Regions from separate parts of the Homo sapiens genome. Here region 2 is linked to region 1. Evidence: chromatin contacts called from ENCODE Hi-C or POLR2A ChIA-PET data. All regions are on one chromosome and are shown on one strand. The core of a region is the stretch at or near the end of the contact, and the rest is flanking DNA. Distances in the headings are between cores, read along the strand shown.

Region 1 (7,117 bases), core at 1,399-3,898:
GGGGAGCTTTCTGGAGAAGGTGCCCTTGGGCGCCTCATTTTCCACTCCCCCTGAACTCTCCTTACCTCAGCGGGCATCACACATTCTGGTCCCCAGAGGTTTTCCTTTAATGGTCTTGACTCCTAACATCTTCGGAACAGTTAAAGCCATTCCAGTTAAAATCACCCATTGATCTTTCCTCAAATTAAACTCCTCCCTCTCTTTCCCATTGCCACCCCAGGCCTGCCTCTGGCTGTTCTTGGAGCCATCCTTGATCTTCTCCCACTCTCCCCTGAACAGCAGACATCTGTTTCTCCAAACTCTCTAGCATTGTCTAACACTTCAGTTAAAGCTCTCGTCATCTGTAACTTTGTGTCCTGGTTATGTACACATTCCCAGACTTGGCCATCAACTTCTTGAAGGCAGGACTCTCCTAGATTCACCTTTAAAATGTAGGTAAGGCAAGAAGGAAAAGGTTTGGAGGAAGCAAAGTTTTGTACACATTGGATGGTCTTGGCTAAATACAGGATAGTGGAGATATACGGGGGGCTGAGGCTTTCTTATGAAAAATGCAGATGGTGGGACAGTCTTTTGAGAACAAAAATTAGTCCACATGGTGATGTAGCTAGAGACATATAAGAGAAGACTTGATAAAACAAACACATTTTAATGGGAGAAAATATTCTGAAATCACATAGCTGTGAAGGGAGTAATATCTGGAATATACAGAGAACTCCTAAAACTCAATAACAACAACAACAAAAAAAAAACCCGATTAAAAACAGGTAAAGGACTTGAATAGATATTTCTCTGAAGATATACAAATGGCTGATAAGCACATAAAAAGATACTCAATATCACTAATCATTAGACAAATGCAAGTCAAAGCTACATTGAGATACAGCCCTCACCCATTATGATGGTTACTATCAAAAAACCAGAAAATAACAAATGTTGGTAAGGATGTGGAGAAATTGGAACCCTTGTGCACCGGTGGTGGGAGTGCAAAATGGTGCAGCTGCTGTGGAAGACAGTATGGCAGTTCCTCAAAAAACTTAAAATAGAATTACCATATGATCCAGCAATTCCGCTTCTGGGTATATACCAAAAGAATTGAAAGCAAGGTCTTGAGATGTCTGTACATCCATGTTCATAGCAGCATTATTCACAAGAGCTAAAACATGGAGGCAACCTAAGTGTCTATCAATGGATGTGTAAACAAAATGTGGTATATACATGCAACGGAATATTACTCAGCCTTAAAAAGGAAGGAAATTCTGACATATGCTACAAAATGAATGAACCTTGAAGTGAAAATATTATGCTAAGCAAAATAAGCCAGTTGCAAAAATACTGCAGGATTCCACTTACATGAGGTACCTAGAGTAGTCAAAATCATACAGACAAAATAGAATGGTCGTTGCCAGGGGCTGGGGGGAGAGGGGGAAATGGGGATTTATTGTTTAATGAGTATGGAGTTTCAGTTTTACAAGAGTTACGGAGATGGTGCGATGGCTGCACAACATTATTCAGTGCTATTTCATACCCATGAACTGTACACTTAAAAATGGCTGGCTGGGCACCGTGGCTCACGCCTGTAATCCCAGCATTTTGGGAGGCCGAGGCAGGTGGATCGCCTGAGGTCAGGAGTTCGAGATCAGCCTGGCCAACATGGTAAAACCCTGTCCCTACTAAAAATACAAAACATAGCCAGGCATGATGGCGGGCGCCTGTAGTCCCAGCTACTTGGGAGGCTGAGGCAGGAGAATCACTTGAACCCGGGAGGCGGAGGTTGCGCCATTCACTGAACACCAGCCTGGGCGACAGAGCCACAGAGCAAGACTCCATCTCAAAATAAATAAATAAATAAATAAAAGGTTAAGGCCAGGTGTGGTGGCTCACACCTGTAATCCCAGCACTTTGGGAGGCCAAGGTGGGAGGATCACTTGAGCCCAGGAGTTTGAGACCAGCATGGGCCACATAGCAAGACCTTGTCTAAAAAAAATGGTTAAGATAGTAAATTTTGTTATGTGTATTTTACCACAATACAAAATAATAAATTGTAAAGAAAAAAAAAGTTTTTCTAGTCTGAATCAACACAGTTGGCATTGCTCATGCTAGAAAACCTGCGCCTCCCAGAGAAAAATGTCTGGCTTATGAGGGGTAGGAAGGGGGGAACAGAAGGGATACTAACAGGGACTGGGCAGAGAAGAACAAGAACTAGGAAGCACTAAAGAAGGAATTGAGGCCGAGTACCAAGGGATAGTGACAGGTACGGGGGCACCCACGAACAACGTTCAAACATATTTTCATCCAGTAACCTGTATTTACATGCAAATATATTGGTTTATGCAAAACAGCGGAGGCCTCGGGGGAGGGTTTTTTAGTCTCAAGCTTGTGCAGTCATTGAAAAAGAGACGCAAAGCTGTCTCTGGGGTACTCCACGTCCGCCTTGCCCCTGGGAGCTGGGCCGGTTCCAGGAGGACGAAGACTGAATTAGCTCGGCTTGCAGAGAAAGGCGAGCAGCGCCCCTACACGGAGAGTAGCGGTGCGCCTACAAAGTCGCGCATGCCCACTCCGGCCTCCCGCTCCACTCCTAAGGCAGGCGGCGAGGCTTAGTGCGCAAGCGCCATTCGTCGGCGCCGACTCCTCCCGCTAAGGCGGGAACACGCGGGGCCCAAGATGGCGGCCAGCCGGTACCGGCGTTTTCTTAAGCTCTGTGAGGAATGGCCAGTGGACGAGACCAAACGGGGCCGGGACTTGGGCGCTTACCTGCGACAGCGGGTAGCACAGGCCTTTCGGGAGGGAGAGAATACCCAGGTGACCGGCGGGGAGGCGGCTGGGACGAGGGGAGGAAAGGACGAGGCAGGGGCGGGGCCAACGAGCGCGCTAGCAGGGGGATCTGCGCATGCGCGCGCCCTCTTTCCAGGCAGCACGTGAGCGCGGACCCCCTTTTTCCCCCAGGGAGCTACTGATAGCGACGCCCGTTGTATTCAGCGCTCTCCCCCGGCTGCACCTTGGAATTGCCGAAGAAGCTTTTTTTAAACTCCAGATGGGCCGGGTGCGGCGGTTCACACCTATAATTCCAGCACTCTTTGAGAGGCCGAGGCGGGAGGATCGCTTGAGCCCAGGATGACCTCCTGGGCAACATAGTGGGACTCCGTCTCTACAAATCAAAAAACAAACAAAAACTTCAAATGCAGAATCTCTAGGGGTGGGGTCTTGACCTCAGAGTTTTAAAAGCTCTCCAGGTGATTCAAGGTGCAGAGAGAGTTGAGACCCACACCACCAGTGGCAGCTGGTGACAGCCTCAGCTTTTTGCTTCCTTGTCACGGTAGCATTACCTCATTATTTCGCAGTGTTGTGTATTGACTGAGCTAATCCCCAGTTAACTCTGCAGGTCCCCGCTAAGCGTTTGCGTTCTTCCTGAGCCCCTGTAAGCCTGTGCAGCAGGTTTGGGTCCTCAGCTCACGCAGCTGTGTGTGAGTAGTAGGCCTATGTTCTTGCTTTCCTCCAGGTTGGCGCTGCAGCTCTGGGATTCATTCATTCATATAGCTCGTATTTATTGAGCACCTACCATATGCCTGGAACGGTGCTAGGGAAACAGCAGTGTTAAACAGGTGAAGTCCTGCCCGCATGAAGTTTTACATTGTAGTTCAGGACACAATAAGCAGGTAAGTGTACGTAAGACAGATAAGTACTGTGATCGATAGAAAATAGGGTAGCGTGATAAAAGGGTAATGTTATTAGTGGGGCCTTTCTGAGGAGATGACACATAGGTGAGACCTAAGGCAAGAGGATGAGCCAGCCATGTACACTTGGCGGGAAGGACATTCCAGACACTGCACATGTCCAGAGGCAGGAGGCAGATTGACATGTTTGAGGACAGAAAGAAAGCCAGAATGGCTGCAGGGTAGTAAGTAAGGTGGAGTTTGCTAAGGTGAAGGTCCGGAGCCAGGCACAGTAGGATATTATCTGTTCTGATTAGCTTTAGACCTCATTATAAGGCCAGTGAGAAGTCACTGGGGATGTTTAGTGAGGGGACTGATGTGCCCTAATTTACTTTTTAAAAGACTATTCTGGTTGTATGTGGTGAGTGGGCTATAGGGGGCAATAACAAAAAAAGAGGCTGGAGAGAAGCCGATTATGGTACTATAAGCGACAGATGGTGGGGGGTTGGATGAGGACGGCAGCACAGAAGATGGAAGTGGTTGGATTCAGGTTATGCGCAGGTTGAGTCAGCAGGACTTGCTGATATATGGGATGTGGGATAAAGGAAAAGAGAGGAACCAAAGATAGCACCTAGATATTTTTTGGCCTGGGCATCTAGGTCTAAGATGGTGCCATTTACTGAGGTAGGAATAGGTGAAGTGTAGGAAGAATATCTCGAGTTCGGTGTTAAGCAGGTTAAACCTGAGATGCCAAGTACACTGATTTCCAAGTGGCAATGTCAAGTAGGCAGTGCTATATTTGAGCCTGGGGCTCGGGCAAGAGACCAGAAATGAAATGAGATAATGAGATGCATATACACACAGTCTGAAGAAATGACTTGTGAAACTTGGCCAAGACTTGTTACAGAAGGAACATGGGTTTTTTTTTTTTCAGCTTAGCCCGAAACAGAGCCAAGCCAGCCCACCTAAAGGAGCAGGAGCACGCCCAGTGGCATCATTGTGACTGTACTGCTGATTGGCTGGCAGCCTGGGGAGTGTCTGGCCCAGGTTATACGATACCCAGGGCCCTCACATTATTCATGGTGGTCTTCACTGGCCCAAAGTGTAAAGATCTTTAAGGCAAGAATCTTATCTAGTCCCAATTCTACAAACCCGTGAACTTTCTAAAGCTGTACTCCCTGCATATTTTTAGTATGAGCTTCCTGAAAATAGAGATGATGCCATTTTTATCTTTCCCTCTCTCCCCTACGAGTGTCTAGCTAGTTCTTGGCCCATAAAAAAACACTCAGTAAATGTCTGAATGGATAAGTAAATAATTGGTTGTGGCTCATGAGACAAAGATAATTTGAATATAGTTTCAGATGTAGCAGAACTAGATGAAGAGAAGTTGTGAAGAGTGAGAAAGGAATATTTGTGTGTCCTGAGTGGTGAGAATTGATTTGAGAGCTTACCATGTTTGGGAAATTGCAGGATCTATGGAGGAAGGCCATAACCTGGCCTTCACCACTGAGGAGCTTACAGTTGAGCAGTCAGCGGCTCCATCCTTGGGGAGGTGAGAGAGCGTAACATTCACTTGCTTGATTGTTAGTGTAAGAGGAGCCAGCAAAGGAGGAAAGAGTTTTCTCTTTCGGAGTTGTCATCACCTAGGGCAATCGTTTCTGATCAGTCAAAGGCCCACACAGGTTTGAGTCCCAGCTGCAGATGCAACTCATGGCTGTGTTAGTGATTCTGTAGCAGCTGATGAATGCATTCCTGGTAGAGTGAACCAGTGCACAATGGCAGCAGGTGCATTACTCAGGACCACTGTTGCGGTACCTCATCCTAATGTCACCTGAGAATGCACCTGGCCTTAGTAAATCTTTGTGGTAATTTTTGAAGGGCGCAATTCCTTGCTGGAATTGAAAACACTATTGTGAGTCACTCCTACTGACACCCCCAGATCATTTATAAAGACCTTGAGAAAGCAAGATGATTCTGGTAGGCTCTTCATTAAACTGGCAGCAGGAGGTGGGGCTTAGATCCAGTTGACTGACTAGTATGGAGCTCCTCCTTGGTTAAGCCGGTTGCCAGAAGACAGAACTGGAGGGGAAAGTAGCTCTGCTCATGCCGTCTTTCCATTTCCGTAGAGGAGAGAGGCAGTCAGTCCTCCTCTCAGCCTCTTGGCTTCCTTCGTCCTAATGATCACCCTGAAAGGTGCACAGTGCACCTTTGCCGGCGTGATCTCATTTAATCCTTAGTACAGCTGAGTGGTAGCCATTACTGTTCCCATTTTACAGATGAGGAAACATCAGAAAAACAAGACAACGCACTGGGGGTTCCGTAGCCATAAGAGACAAGCCAAGTGAGAAACAGACCCAGCCCCTCTGGCCCTAGTGTGCATCGTCTCCTGGGTGCCTGGCCTTTCCTCAGCTGCTGTTCCAAGTTATTGTTAGAACAACCTCTTATTCCATGAACGTCAAACCACTTCCTTCCCCTGGTTGCCCGTTCAAACCTTTTTGGGCCATAGATAGTTTGGGCAGCAAATGGAACTCCCTGTGTTTACCCACCTATTCTTTGCCCCAGCCACTACCAGTCCAGATGGGAAGAAAGATGGTCCTGGGTGGGACACCAGGCGGAGAAAAGCTGGGTTAACTAAAGGGCAAATCAATAATTCATACACAAAACCAGAGTACAAAAACCACTGCCTCCATTTATTCCACCTCAAATTGCCCTCTGGGGAGTCTTGTGGTCCACCCTAAACCCACCAAGTGGGGAGGTGGTGGTGGGAGCGGGAACACATGTAACTCCTCTTACACCCCATATCCTATTGTGTAGTTTTAAAAAGTCAGTGTTTATGGGCTTTGCCAATTTTGAATACAGTTTGTCTAAGAACACGTGTTTCCTACAGCGCTGAGAGCTTAATAAAAGAATTGCAACGTGGGGGAAGGTGGCACAACAAATGTAATTGTTGACCTAACAACAGAGAAAGGAGCAGATCTTTCTAATGAGTTCATTAGGTGCTTCCTAAAAGATCCCGGACTGCACACCAGCACCCACTTATGTAGCACAAGGTGCAACTCCGAGGGGCGTCCTAGAAGAGCTGCTGCTCTTCGCCCACCAGGGAGTTCTAACTGTATTGTATGCAAGTTTAAGTATAATAATATTGGCCCAGTTTGAAAGAAGTTAAACTTTTTCTTGGGTTTCTAATAAGGTAAATGGTATTTCCACCTTCTCAGAGGAGAATTCAAAGGTTTTTTTGATTCTGTTTTCTCAGTCATCCATTTGAGGCCTGGTCCTTGGCATTCCTCAGTGTGGCAGGGAGCTAGCTCCCAAGCCACCTGGCATATGCTGGCCACGGTGAAGCCATCTCAACGTTGCTCACCCCCACTTGTGGGCCCCCTGAAGTTATGCTTTTGAAGAGTGTCCTAAGAACAGATTATCCTATTTTTAATTATGTATTGAGCCCATCGAAAACCTGGAGTTGTAAG
Region 2 (7,117 bases), core at 2,868-5,367, 200 kb before region 1:
ACATAGCAGTGGGCATGGCTGCTGTGCCTGGCCCATGGAGCAAGTCCCGGGGGAGATTTTCCACTCTCCTGGGATGTCGTGGCTCCTCACTGTGGACATGAGGCATCTCCTCCCCACCGCCCACCCCCCCAACCTGTGCCATCATCCCTGCTCTGGAGACCCCACTCCAGGCACAGTCCTAGGCTGGGAGCACAGTCAGGAGATCCCCAGGCTCTTTGAGTGTCTGTTATTTTATGGTGTAACCTTCAGTCTGGGTTGAGGCTCCCTTAGTTCTCCCCAGCCCTGGAGGAGGGGTTAGTGTGTGATCGCTGACTCTTGTCTGGCCCTACTCCCCTTGGTTGTGGGCTGCCATGGAAACCCACTGACCACAAGGCTTGTCCCCTGACCCTGAGGAGGCAGTCCCCTGACCCAGCCTCCTGAGGTCATCTGGACCCCGAGTTGGGGGCCGTGAGCTGGGGGGTGTGAGCTGGTGGTCGTAAGCCAGGCTCAGCCTCTGAAGTCCAAGCCCAGAGGTGCACATTTGGCTGATCCACCAGACTGTTGGGTCCTAGACCGTCTGGCAGGACACGGGACTTACAGCCCAAGGCCTGGCCGGGGCTGGGCCCCGTTTTTCAATGTCAGCACTTTGCTCCCTGTTTCTCAACACTAAAGACCCTGTCAACACCTTGGAAAAGACCAGGGGATGCTGGCAGCTAAGGAAGCCTCTTGGAGCTTGAAGAGCTACATACCCTGATAATGATGGTGGGCACTAGGCAGCCAGGTCTGCAACCTTTAACCAACACAATGACTGGGTAAAGAAAATGGCATTCCTTTATTTGGTTGACAGCTTTTAAAAAATTGCTCAAATGCCCAGTCTGGTTTAAAGTTCAGTCCCATTTGGAATCAGGAAGAGTCTCCCCAGACCCCAGGTGTGGCTGGCTCCTGTCTGCAGAGAGGGGCTCATTGTCCTCCTGGGTGTGGGTCTTGGCTCCTCCTTCTGGCCAGAACAGCACTCTGGCTGGCGCTCTGAGCTGGTTGTAGTTCCACGCGGTCCAGTCTAGTGTCCACACTGAAGTGACCCCCACCATGCTGGGCACCTCTGTAGCCACACAGCCTTCTGGGTCCTCCTTACAGCATGTGGAATCAGGGCAGGTCAGGAAAACCAAGCCTTAGTGACCTCCTCAGCCTGCCTATGCAAGGTGGCCAAGGGGCAGGTGTGTGCCCAGGTGGCCATAGGGCCACTCGCCCTTCATTGACTTTACTTAGCTTGTGATGGTTCTCCTGCTCTGAAGCAGAAACATGAAGAAGGGTTTTTCTCTTTATTCTCCTTCCCAGAATCCTTTGGTGCAGGCAGGGTCAAGTTTTTCCCTTCTCTTTTCCTACCCAGACCTCACTTAAATAAAAATTCCTTACAGAGTCCAACTCACCAAGCCTGGCCATCAGCAGACTCCTAAAAATGATTCAGGAAGGTAGACCCTCTTCTTTCAGAACCAAAGCCTAGGTTGCTACCTCCTGGGATTGCAGCAAAAGCCTTGCTACAGAACCAGGAGCTGATGATTACCTGCACCACCTCTTTCATTTTTTCTAGAACAAACCAGAATGCTTCCATATCAACTTAGCCATAATGTCAGGCCACCTCTCTCTCCACTTGTGTTGCGGGAAGTCAGGAACCCCAAATGGAGGGACCGGCTGAAGCCATGGCAGAATAATTGTGGATTGTGAAGATTTCATGGACATTTATTAGTTCCCCAAATTAATACTTTTATAATTTCTTACGCCTGTCTTTACTGCAATCTCTGAACATAAATTGTGAAGATTTCATGGACACTTATCACTTCCCCAATCAATACCCTTGTGATTTCCTATGCCTGTCTTTAATCTCTTAATCCCATCATCTTTGTAAAATGAGGAGGATGTATGTCGCCTCAGGACCCTGTGATGATTGCGTTAACTGCACAAATTGTTTGTAGAGCATGTGTGTTTGAACAATATGAAATCTGGGCACCTTGAAAAAAGAACAGGATAACAGCAATGTTCAGGGAGCAAGAGAGATAACCTTAAACTCTGACTGCCGGTGAGCCAGGCAGAACAGAGCCATATTTTTCTTCTTTCAAAAACAAATGGGAGAAATATCGCTAAATTTTTTTTCTCAGCAAGGAACATCCCTGAGAAAGAGAATGTGTCCCTGAGGGTAGGCCTCCGAAATGGCCGCTTCGGGGGGCGGCCGTCTTTTATGGTCAAAGCTGTAGGGATGAAATAAGCCCCAGTCTCCCATAGCGCTCCCAGGCTTATTAGGACGAGGAAATTCCCGCCTAATAAATTTTGGTCAGACCGGTTGTCTGCTCTCAGACCCTGTCTCCTGATAAGATGTTATCAATGAAAATGCATGCCCGAAACTTCATTAGCAATTTTAATTTTGCCCCGGTCCTGTGGTCCTGTGATCTCGCCCTGCCTCCATTTGCCTTGTGATATCTTATTATCTTGTGAAGCATGTGATCTCTGTGACCCACACCCTATTCATACACTCCCCCTCCCCTTTTGAAAATCACGAATAAAAACTTGCTGGTTTTACGGCTCGGGGGGCATCACGGAACCTGCCGACATGTGATGTCTCCCCCAGACACCCAGCTTTAAAATTTCTCTCTTTTGAGCTCTGTCCCTTTATTTCTCAGACCGGCCGACACTTACGGAAAATAGAAAAGAACCTACATGAAATATTGGGGGTGAATTTTGCCCTATGTCTGGCTGAATTTCCCCCAATACAGTTGTATTCCTGGGTTTGTTCCCTTGCTCCCAGATGGCTTTTTCACATGGAAACTGGCTGGTCCGAGACCTTTGTGTGAATTCTCCTTTGTGGAATTCACCATGGTGGTGAATATTACCCTAAGTCCATGAAGACATCAAAGCCCTATCCCACCCTGAAACCACTGGTCCTTGCTCTCGTGTATGGATTCAGAGCCCTGCTACCAGCTCCTCTATACCTCCACACTCTTCAGCCAGGGACAGCATTTTAGTCCCCTTCCTGTTCCCAGCCCAGTCTCCTGGGAAGCAATTCTTGCCTTCTCTGTTACCCCATTCTGCTAATAGGGTGCCCAAGTCCCCACAGTTACTCCTCTGCCTTCCCCACTGTCAGGGTCCCAAGTGCCTGGGTTTCTGCATTGGTGACTATTTTGAGCTAATTCTTAGTTCCCATCCCCCTCAACTTCACCTGCTCTAACTTCCTAAGTCTATGTATCCCCAGAAACCTAAACAGCTTAAGGATGCTTTAACCCCTTAACAAAGATGTTTTGCATCTCAGAAAACCCAATCCCTGATGCTTACAAAAGTGGCATTTCTGAAAACTTTTGAAGTCAGACACCTTAGCTTGGATTCCATTACCCCACCCAGGGGAACCTGTGAACCAGACCATAAAGAGGCAGGATTGTCCCAAGCAGGGCCTTCCTTTGAAGGCCTTTTTTGTTGGCATTCCTGCTCAGAAAACTCCCTCCTGCATCACCCACTGAGGTTTGCATAAGGCCCTCCACCAGGTCTTCTCTGACCTGTGGGAGTTGGGTCCTGAGGCTACTGGGGAGTCTGAATGACCAATACATGGAGCCTGTCACTGCCTCCACCCATCCCCAGCTCTATACCCCAGCTTCCAACTGGGACAGCTGGTCTCACTTTCAATGGGGCCCAGCTGTGCTGCTTGAGTCTCTGATTTTGGCTCCCGTCCAGCCCCACTGACTTCTTGCAGCTTGGGACTCCACATACAATATTCAGGACCAACAAGATTTCAGGTAACCTTCAGGAGACTCCAGAAAATCCAAAGTGAAAACAGAGCCTGAAGACCCATGAAGAATTCAGCTAGAGGAAATGCCCTTCTCACCCGTCGATGTTTCTGGTTGGTCAGAGACAAATGTTTTGTGATCACTTTTGAGATTTCTTGAATCTTTTGAATATCCTTATGCTATCCCCTTCTCTGTTCTTAGCTGAGAAGCATTTAAATTGCACAGGGACTCTGCATTTGACTGGGAGATAGTGAAAACGCAGGGAGCCAGAGCTCCCATCAGCAGCCACTGTGGAGGGGCAGGGAGAGGAACCGCAGAAGGTTGAGTAGGCGGTTGCAGCTGTGAACAGAAGAGGAAGCTGTGATGCAGGGGCAGGCGAGCCCCAAAATTGGGGCTTAGCCCAGGAAGGTTCTTGAGTTCGCTCAGGAAATAATTTGAGGGTGAGCCGGTGGTAGAAGAAAACAGCTTCATTAGGCAGCAGTTTTTCAGCTCCGTGACTGTCCCTGCAGAGCCGGGCTACCCTGTAACCAGCATGTCAAGAGTAGCAGCTCAGGGACAGTTCCACAGTCATTTTGACACCCACTTTTGATCACATGCCAATTGAGGGGTAGATTATGCAGAAATGTCTGGAAAAGGGGTGAGAACTTCTGGGCATTGCCATAGCAATGGTAAACTGTCATGGCACTGGTGGGCATGTCTTATGGAGAGAGAGGTGCTTTTGGTGCCTCTTCTGTGTCAGCCAGTCTTCAATCTGGTCTGAAGTTGAGTCCTGCCTCCTACTTCAACAGGCCTGAGATCCCAAGGCACAAGCAAGAAAGGGACCATGGGGAATGGACCCAAGATCAGAAACAGGGACAGGACCTAACTGGCAAAAGTCCTGTCACTCAGGGGGACAGGGGACAAGGAGTGAGAAGTGACTGCGATGGGGAGCTGGGGTGACATGGGGGCAGATTTGGAGAATGGCTGGTCCATGCAGAGGAAATGTCCAATGGGGCACCTTGTTCCGTTGGAGACGGTAATGTGGGAGATGCTCACCAATTCCGAGCCTGATGGACAAGAGTGAAGCATCCAAAGTCACGGCTCATTCTCCATTTCCTGGATCTAGACACCGAGTCGCAGAGGCTCCTTGAGGCTCAGACTTGAATGTTCTTTGGGGATGCTATGGGATGAGGATGGAAATTCCATTAGTGGTGTGGGGCCCAGCTAAGGCTGGGCAGGCAAAGAAGACGCAGAGGTAGGTGAAGGGCAATCTGCCCTCCTCCACCCTTTCTCTCCTTTGTGGAATTTTGCTCAGCATTGCCCAGCAGACACATTTTCAAGGGAAGGACTTCAGCCCCAAATTTTCCCACTCAGACCAGTGTCAGCTTGAGGCTCCTCTTTCCCAAGCCCAGAAATTTTCTCTCTTAAAAAGAAAAGATTCAAGCTCCCTAGCAAGCATAGAAAAAGGATAGGCACCCCTTAGAAGAAAGACACCAGTGTCATCAGCTAATTCCATGGTGAAGTTCTTAAGATCTTCCCCCGAGGATCCCTGCCCCACTCCTGCCTCCATTTACCAATACTTCCTGAACTCTGAGGTGGGGGAACCCTGTGGGCTGGCGGGTAGAGGGGGATCTCAAGGTAGCCTCTTTTCCTTTAACTCCTTATTGTATTGGGGGCCCTGATGTGGCAGTGATGGTACAGTTAGCTAGGAAAGAAAATGGGGCTGGGACTCTCGTGCTAAAGCTGGAAAGAGGTCAGGGTGAGCCACCATCCAAAATCCCCAAAATGCTCGGGGGCCGGGGCAGACAGGTGTGACAGCCCTGCCTGTGCCTGGGCACCTAACTAAAGGCCTGTCTGGAAACCCTGCTCTCTCCCTGCTGCCCATTGCTAGACAGGCCACTGTCTAGTAAACCCCATAGGTTCACTGTGCACAGCACCACACTTCCCACTCCATCAGAGGCCGGGGACCACGCCTCTCTCTCCCCCACCCTCAGAGTCCCCTCTGCACTGTCTGGCCCTCGAGGGCACCAGGCCTGTGCCTGGGTAGGGGAGCAGGACTACACATTTTTGGTTCTTCTTCTCCCTGCCTCTGGGGGTTCAGGCTCAAATGAAACTTGTGTTGCATCCCATTTCACAGATTGCTTAGCATACCATCTGTCAGGGGGCAAGCAGTGGCCGGCCCAGGCCCAGAATGGATTTTCTACCAGGGCCCAACAGGCCCTCTCCCCAGTGAGCAGCTCCCCCACAGGACAGCTCTATTCTGTCCTGGATGAGAGACAAGGAGGTTTGCTAGGACCCCACCCCAATCCCACCCCACTTGAGACTTGGTGCCTTCCCAAGTGCTGTCATCCACCCACTCATCCATTCAACAAATACTCACTGGCCACTGTCTATGTGGGCCCTGTTCTAGAAGCTGGGGCACAACATGGTCGAGAATGACCACAACCCTGCATGGAGCTTCCCTTCTAAGGAAGCAAGAGAGATACCCAACAAAGAGAAGAGGTGGATGAGATAAATTCAGACAATGATAAGTGCTGTGAAGAAAATACGGGGACCAGTGTGACAGGGCAGCCTTGGGCATGGGCCCAGGAGCCACAGGAACTCAGAGAAGACCTTTTCAAGGGGGATGTCTAAGCTGAGCTGGAGGCATGAGGATGAGCCAGTAGTGCATAGGAGAAAAAGTGTTTCAGGAGCAGCCAGACAGTTTTTGTTCTGGGAATGGATCTATACCTCCTGTGGCTGGAGTAGCAGAAGATCTCACAGGGAGAAAGGGAGAGAGGCCCAGGGGAGGAGGAATGGAGGGTGGAGCAGAGGCCTCCTCCTTAAGGAGAAGCAGCTGGCTGTCCTGGCCTCCTGAGAGGCCTCTCTGGACAGTGTCTGCCTGGCTTGTCTCTGATGGGATCCCTGCCCACGTCCTCTCACCAGGAGCAGCCCCTGCTGCCCTTGGCTCAAACTAGTATCACAAGAGAAGAAGCACAACAGCTTAAACCAAGCCCTGGCTAAAATCACATCTGAGTTCCTGTCCCCTACTTCCAACTCTGTTCTGTTCCCTCCTTAAACCATAAGACAATTTTAAGAAGAATCTATTAATCCCTCATTGTTCAGTTCAATCCCACGTGTCTTTACCGACCACCTGCGATGTGCCCTGTTTTCAGGCATGCCAGAGCCTGGCTGTGGTCCCCAGCTCTAGGCCCTGGAGGGGACGTCCTACCTTCTCTCCCTGTACCCTAAACCTGACCACTTCCCTCCTCAGTTCTGACCTCTGAGCTGAGCTGGCAGGGATAATGACGGATTCTATGTCCCCATGGTCTCGTATGCAAAGCAGTGACTCCAAAGCTCTCAGCCCATCCAATTTAGACAAGAGGTCTGACTTAGGAAGCCTCTTGGATCTG

Evidence for each region. Hi-C counts contacts between places; a loop is a spot of excess contacts on that map. ChIA-PET counts read pairs that join two places held with the same protein, here RNA polymerase II (POLR2A). Pooled maps may share reads with other maps.
Region 2: a pooled map shows a loop between it and region 1 (2.4-fold over the local background). The contact joins the enhancer-like site here to the promoter of UQCC2 in region 1. A Hi-C loop is called at or near these places in 2 of 168 maps with a recorded cell type or tissue (both naive thymus-derived CD4-positive, alpha-beta T cell), 1 of 37 single-sample maps with no recorded cell type and 9 of 50 pooled maps. POLR2A ChIA-PET finds 5 or more read pairs at or near these places in 3 of 52 experiments (T-cell, activated CD4-positive, alpha-beta T cell and activated T-cell).

Annotation. Positions count from the first base shown.
Region 1 is chr6:33,707,231-33,714,347 of GRCh38, reverse strand. It overlaps UQCC2 (ubiquinol-cytochrome c reductase complex assembly factor 2), which reads left to right and starts at 2,648. Exons shown (of 4, transcript NM_032340.4): 1 at 2,648-2,799. The coding sequence starts at 2,662. It overlaps LOC124901304 (a long non-coding RNA gene), which reads left to right and starts at 2,899. Exons shown (of 3, transcript XR_007059548.1): 1 at 2,899-3,040; 2 at 3,497-3,653; 3 at 4,585-4,769. RefSeq lists enhancers at 3,079-3,128, 3,155-4,052.
Region 2 is chr6:33,911,876-33,918,992 of GRCh38, reverse strand. LOC105375026 (a long non-coding RNA gene) reads right to left here. Exons shown (of 3, transcript NR_187841.1): 2 at 4,782-4,905; 3 at 793-4,536. Among named protein-coding and RNA genes, the nearest start is that of MIR7159, 16 kb to the right of the region's middle. RefSeq lists enhancers at 3,993-4,142, 4,283-4,352. Within about 2 kb of position 4,117, at least 3 of the 41 ENCODE cell types and tissues checked have a DNase peak (open chromatin) inside an H3K27ac peak, as active enhancers do.